Linked DNA regions of Homo sapiens: region 1 is linked to region 2. A link is an interaction called in ENCODE POLR2A ChIA-PET data of the cell type or tissue named here. Cell type or tissue: endothelial cell of umbilical vein. All regions are shown on one strand. Each heading gives the region's core, and the rest is flanking DNA. Links, peaks and the distances in the headings are about the cores only. Region 1 has its middle 44 kb from the start of LINC01567. Region 2 overlaps ARHGAP17 (Rho GTPase activating protein 17).

Region 1 (2,914 bases), core at 283-2,782, 370 kb before region 2:
AATTAGCTCGATCCCAGCACTTTGGGAGGCCGAGGCGGGTGGATCATGAGGTCAGGAGATCGAGACCATCCTGGCTAACAAGGTGAAACCCCGTCTCTACTAAAAAATACAAAAAATTAGCCGGGCGCGGTGGCGGGCGCCTGTAGTCCCAGCTACTCGGGAGGCTGAGGCAGGAGAATGGCGTGAACCCGGGAGGCGGAGCTTGCAGTGAGCCGAGATTGCGCCACTGCAGTCCGCAGTCCGGCCTGGGCGACAGAGCGAGACTCCGTCTCAAAACAAAAAAAAAAAAAAAAAAAAAAAAATTAGCTCGGGGTGGTGGCGGGCGCTTGTAATCCCAGCTACTCAGGAGGCTGAGGCAGGAGAATTGCTTGAACCTAGGAGGCGGAAGTTGCAGTGAGCCGAGATCGCACCATTACACTCTAGCCTGAGCTAGAGTGTTAAGTTTGTTTATTTTTATTCTTCCAGTACAGTGGCTCTCAGATACATATCTCTGACCCCATCTAAGAGATTCTAATTTATATGGTCTGCACTGTACTCTGGACACCAATAGTTTCTTTTCAACTTTTATTATAGATTCAGGGGTTACATGTGCAGGTTTGTTACAAAGGTATATTGCATGATGCTGAGGTTTGGAGTAAGAATGCCCTGGTAGTGAGCATAGCACACATTCAGTTTTTTTTTCTCTTGCCCCAATTCCTCCCTCTCCCATCTTGTCCTCCCCAGGGGACACCAATATTTTTTAAACCCTCTTCAGATTGCTCCAATGTGCCACCAGGTTTCAGAATCGCAAATCTAGTGGTCACTCTTGGTTTTTATTTGTTTTTAAAATGTTTTATATGTACAGAAATATAACACACACAGGAAAAAAAGAACATAAAGCAAACAAAGCTAAACATTTTTACATTGAGAAATGAAATATTGCCAGCACCCCAGAAGCTGCCCGCATGACTCATTGCAATGTATCTGAAATTTCATAACAGATATCTTTCTATGAGAATCTAGACTTATTCTGCCTCTGTAGCCTTCCTTGGAGCAATTCAAGCCATAGCATACTTTCAAGCCTTTTCCTGCTTGAACAACACTGAAATCTGATGAAATCGTAGCTCCAGATTTAAAAAATTTTTTTACATATACACATTCACATTTATGTAAAGCATATGTTTTACCAAGTTTTTTTAGATACTATTTCTTTTTTTTTTTTTTTTTTGAGACGGAGTCTCACTGTGTCGCCCAGGCTGGAATGCAGTGGCACTATCTCCGCTCACTGCAAGCTCCGCCTCCCGGGTTCACGCCATTCTCTTGCCTCAGCCTCCTGAGTAGCTGGGATTACAGGCACCCACCACCACGCCCGGCTAATTTTTTTGTACTTTTTAGTAGAGAGGGGGGTTTCACCATGTTAGCCAGGAAGGTCTCGATCTCCTGACCTCGTGATCCACCCGCCTTGGCCTCCCAAAGTGCTGGGATTACAGGCGTGAGCCACCGCGCCCAGCCTGTTTTTTTTTTTTTTTTTTAATCTACAAATTCCTTTCTCTAGGATTTGCAGTGGTGTCAGAAGCTAAAGCATCAGTCCAGATGAGAATTCCATAAAGTTCAGGAGTAAATGTATGGCCCAACCAGGTAGTTTATATTCTAGAGATGGGACCCTGTATCCTTCTTGGTAGCTAAATATTATCTGGGGTACTGCTCACCTGCCGCAGCTTCTGTGGCTAACCCGAAGTGTCCTAGCTTGGAGGGCTACACATGTGGCTGTGACCTGGAGCAGTCACTGGTGACAGCCTCTCCTTCTCCTCCCCTACATCAGCCTCGATTGTTTCGGAGGCCCTATTAAGAAAGGCTGTGCTTCACAATCCGGGTCAGCTTTCAAGTTCAGTGCCTTCCCCAAGCAAATTATTTATTCCCGTGTTCAAAAAGTAGCTCTGGGGTCTTCATCCTCAGAGCTTGATCATCCTGGAGCTACCAGGCAGAAGGGCGGCTTCTGACCCAGCTGGGGCCCTGTAAAATTAATTAATTATCTTAATGACTGCCCCGGGAGACCTCTCTCGCTCTTAATATTTGTTTACTCTGATCTTGGATTTCCCGCAGGCTTCCTTGGGAAGAACTGCCTTCCCTCAGGAGTGTTTAGCATTGAATTTCTCTACCCTGGTTCTGCCATTGATTTGACCCCTGATGTGTTCTTATAGGATTTCCTCACAACTTCTGATCTGCTAACAGGTCTCTTTCATGTTTTCTTTTCTTGCTTTTTTTTTTTTTTTTTTTTTTGACAGTCTCGCTCTGTTGCCCAGGCTGGAGGGCAGTGGCGTGATCTTGGCTCACTGCAACCTCTGCCTCCTGGGTTCAAGTGATTCTCCTGCCTCAGCCTCCTGAGTAGCTGGGATTACAGGCGCCTGCCCCCATGCCCGGCTAATTATTTGCATTTTTAGTAGAGATGGGGTTTCATCGTGTTGGCCAGGCTGGTCTCGAACTCCTGACCTCGTGATCTGCCCGCCTCGGCCTCCCAAAGTGCTGGGATTACAGGCATGAGCCACGGCACTTGGCCATCTTTCTTGTTTTCTAGCAATTTTGGATTTATATGTAAAATTTGTATGTATGTATAAATATAAAATATAGTTGATGCTTAAACAACATGGGTTTGAACTGCACAGTTTACTTATACATGGATTGTTTTCAATAAAAGTCACACTAAGGGCCAGGCTCATGCCTGTAATCCCAGCACTTTGGGAGGCCAAGGCGGGTGGATCACCTGAGGTCAGGAGTTGGAGACTAGCCTGACCAACATGGTGAAACCCCGTCTCTACTAAAAATACAAAAAATTAGCTGGGTGTGGTGGTGGGCGCCTGTAATCCCAGCTACTTGGGGGACTGAGGCAGAAGAATCGCTTGAACCTAGGAGGCGGAGGTTGCAGTGAGCTGAGATC
Region 2 (2,914 bases), core at 213-2,712:
CATGCAGTACTTTCCACAATAAGCTATATTTTCTTGTATTTATTTTGTGGTTTTATTTTTTACATGAAAGCTTTAACCCATTTGGAATGTATTTTGGCATAGAGCAGTGAAGTGAAGGCTAACCTGGCTATTTTCCCCAGTGCTGACCTGCTGTGTCACACTGTATGTCCTCACTGTCTCATGACGCCTCCCTAGCACACACCACCTTCTTAAACACAGCAGAGCTTGCTCCTGGTGGTATCAGGAGCCGTTTCTCACGTATAGGAACACAGCAGAGTGGCTGATTGGACCAAGGTCACAGACACAGCGAGTAAACAGTACAGACAGGATCTCAAGCCCTCAGACTCAAGTCCAATACACTTTTTACTACAATGCAACTGCCCCAAAGCAGTTTTACGTTGATTAAGCCCTTATCTAAAAGTTTTGAAAACTGAATTAACTAATCGCCAAGAAAGCCAATTCTTGAGGGAAAGTAATTTGATGATCATCAAATCCCATGACAGAACACATTTCTGCTTTGTGGGGGAAAGGCTCCCATCTAGAAAAAGCATGTATTTTGGACACAGGCAGAACAACACACACAGACGCACGAGGTGCACATCTGCAAATAACATTTCTCTAGAGAGCAGCTCCCAGCATGGGAACTGTAACTAAGCATTGCTTGGACAACTGGCAGGCTTTCTTGAGCTGCCGACCATGTGGACGGCTTTTCTTGAATCTTGGGGTTTTTGTCCATGCGCTTGAGGATGTCTGTGAAGTCCATAAGATTATAGGCAAATCTGTGTGTGGATGATTTTTTCTGGCAACGGGGGGGTTATTAAAACCTCTACCTAAATCTACAGGCAGCAAGGTTTCCATTCCTAAAGACTGCCCTGAGATTCAGAGGCTACAATTCAGTCTACTGCCTTGTGACCTGCTAACCACCTCTTCTTTAGAAGTGACATTAGCATACTGCCACATACGCTCCATTAAAACTCCTCTTACCATTTCTCAACTTTCTCCTCCAATTTGTTCCTAAATCTAAAGTGCATTGCAATTGTTTTCTCCATATAGTTGGACTACTACAAATTCAGCATTCTGCATTTAAGATCACCTGCCAACCTCATGACACAAAACAGACACAGAATAAAGCTCAAATAGCAGACACACTAAAAGTTGTGTGGTTCGAAAATGAGGAGAACGTTGCTTGCAAACTTCCATTGGGAACAATTCATATTACAACACTTGTATTTTAGCAGGATTTAAATAGTCCTTATCATGTTCCTGAAATGTCCAATAAAGGTAGAATCATATGCCCTTTACACAATATTCCTATAAACATTTATACAGCTACACACTATTTTGGAGTCTAACCAATTAAATAAGGGATGAAAAAGAAATCATTGAACTAAATAGCAAAAGCAGAAATAGAAGCACAACACTGATAATATTATGTACCTAAAATAACAAAAATGATCAGTTGCATAGTTTAGTAAATAGGCACTATTCTCAATTTAAAAAACAAAAAAAAATACCTGGGAAGCATATAAAAGATTGTACACACAAAGTCATGTGCAATGCTCATCTTGTAGATATCAATTCTCAAAGTTTAGTTCACAGATTTATTAGGCCATAAAAACCTGGGTTTTATTTATTTTTGAACCTTTAGAGCCTAGCCCACAACAGGGACCCAATAAACATCATTTGAATAAATGAGTCCCAACTCAATCAAAATCCTAAATAATTTTTTCTAGAAACTAGAGAAGATGAGATGCCAAAACTCGCCTTTATACAAAAGTAAGAGAGATACTGAAAAAAGAATATTTATTATTATTTTTTAATGAGACAGGGTCTCTTGCTGGAGTGCAGTGGCAGGACCACAGCTCACTGCAGCCTTGAACTCCTGGCCTCAAGCGATCCTCCGGCCTCAGCTTTCCAAAGTGCTGGGATTACAGGCGTGAGCCACAAACCCAGCCTGAAAAAGAGTATTTGTAAGAGACCAGCTCTACCCAATTTAAAACATATTACAGATCAACAGTTATTAAACCATACTGATGCAGGCTAGGTGCAGTGGCTCATGCCTGCAATCCCAGCACTTTGGGAGACCAAGGTAGGAGGATCACCTGAGGTCAGGAGTTCAAGACCAATCTGACCAAAGCGAAACCCTGTCTCTACTAAAAATACAAAAATTAGCCGGGCATGGTGGTGGGCACCTATAATCCCAGCTACTGGGGAGGCTGAGGCAGGAGAATTGCTTAAACCTGGGAGACAGAGGTTGCAGTGAACCAAGATCGCACCACTGCACTCCAGCCTGGGTGACAGAGCGAGACTCCATCTAAAAAAAAAAAAAATGTTGATGCAAACATATACACACACCCAAAGCCATAAATCAATGGAATAGAATAGAAAGCCCAATAAAAGGTCAAAGAAAATATCACAATTATATGTTTCTAAAAAGGAATCATTGTAAAACAATGAAAAAGTGAAGAATTACTGTTCCCTATGTAAATAACATCTACATCAACCCTAACCTGAAGCTCCTCACCTCTTCCCTTGCTCTTTTCTTCAGCCCAAACATGGTGTTCAATGTTCTTCCCAGTCACCGCCCAAGGCTGCTGTCTTAGCCCTGCCGTCATCACCTCTCTGAGCCTACTGCAGTAGCTTCCTATCTGGGTTCCCTTTCCCTTCCTCCCTGGTCCTGACTCCATCGGCTGCCAGCTGACTTCCCACAGCACCAACTTTCTCAACCTTTTGCCGAAAAGAGTTCCCCAAGTTCTACCACAGTAGCCCTCAAACCATCATTCCCCCCTAAAACTGGAACAGAAGCTTTTCTAACGATGGACTTCCACAGATGACGACAGAAGCCAATCAACATCGCCTGGCTCTCAAAAGTTGGTGCTCCAGGCCATGGATGGCCTGTATTTTAGTCCTGCTA

What was found. ChIA-PET counts read pairs that join two places held together with the same protein. Peaks named below come from ENCODE experiments on the same cell type or tissue, not always from the same donor. Only the 100,000 strongest peaks of a DNase experiment are listed, where the experiment ranks them.
Region 1: POLR2A ChIA-PET joins it to region 2 with 5 read pairs; 2 of 35 experiments call an interaction of 5 or more read pairs at or near these places.

What each region holds. Positions count from the first base shown.
Region 1 is chr16:24,625,461-24,628,374 of GRCh38, forward strand. It overlaps a transcript of TNRC6A not described here. Among named protein-coding and RNA genes, the nearest start is that of LINC01567, 44 kb to the right of the region's middle. In endothelial cell of umbilical vein, for the core only: no CTCF peak of the experiment used is centred there; no DNase peak of the experiment used is centred there.
Region 2 is chr16:24,999,764-25,002,677 of GRCh38, forward strand. The region is part of intron 1 of ARHGAP17 (Rho GTPase activating protein 17); the gene reads right to left. Among named protein-coding and RNA genes, the nearest start is that of ARHGAP17, 14 kb to the right of the region's middle. In endothelial cell of umbilical vein, for the core only: no CTCF peak of the experiment used is centred there; no DNase peak of the experiment used is centred there; H3K27ac peaks cover 207 bases.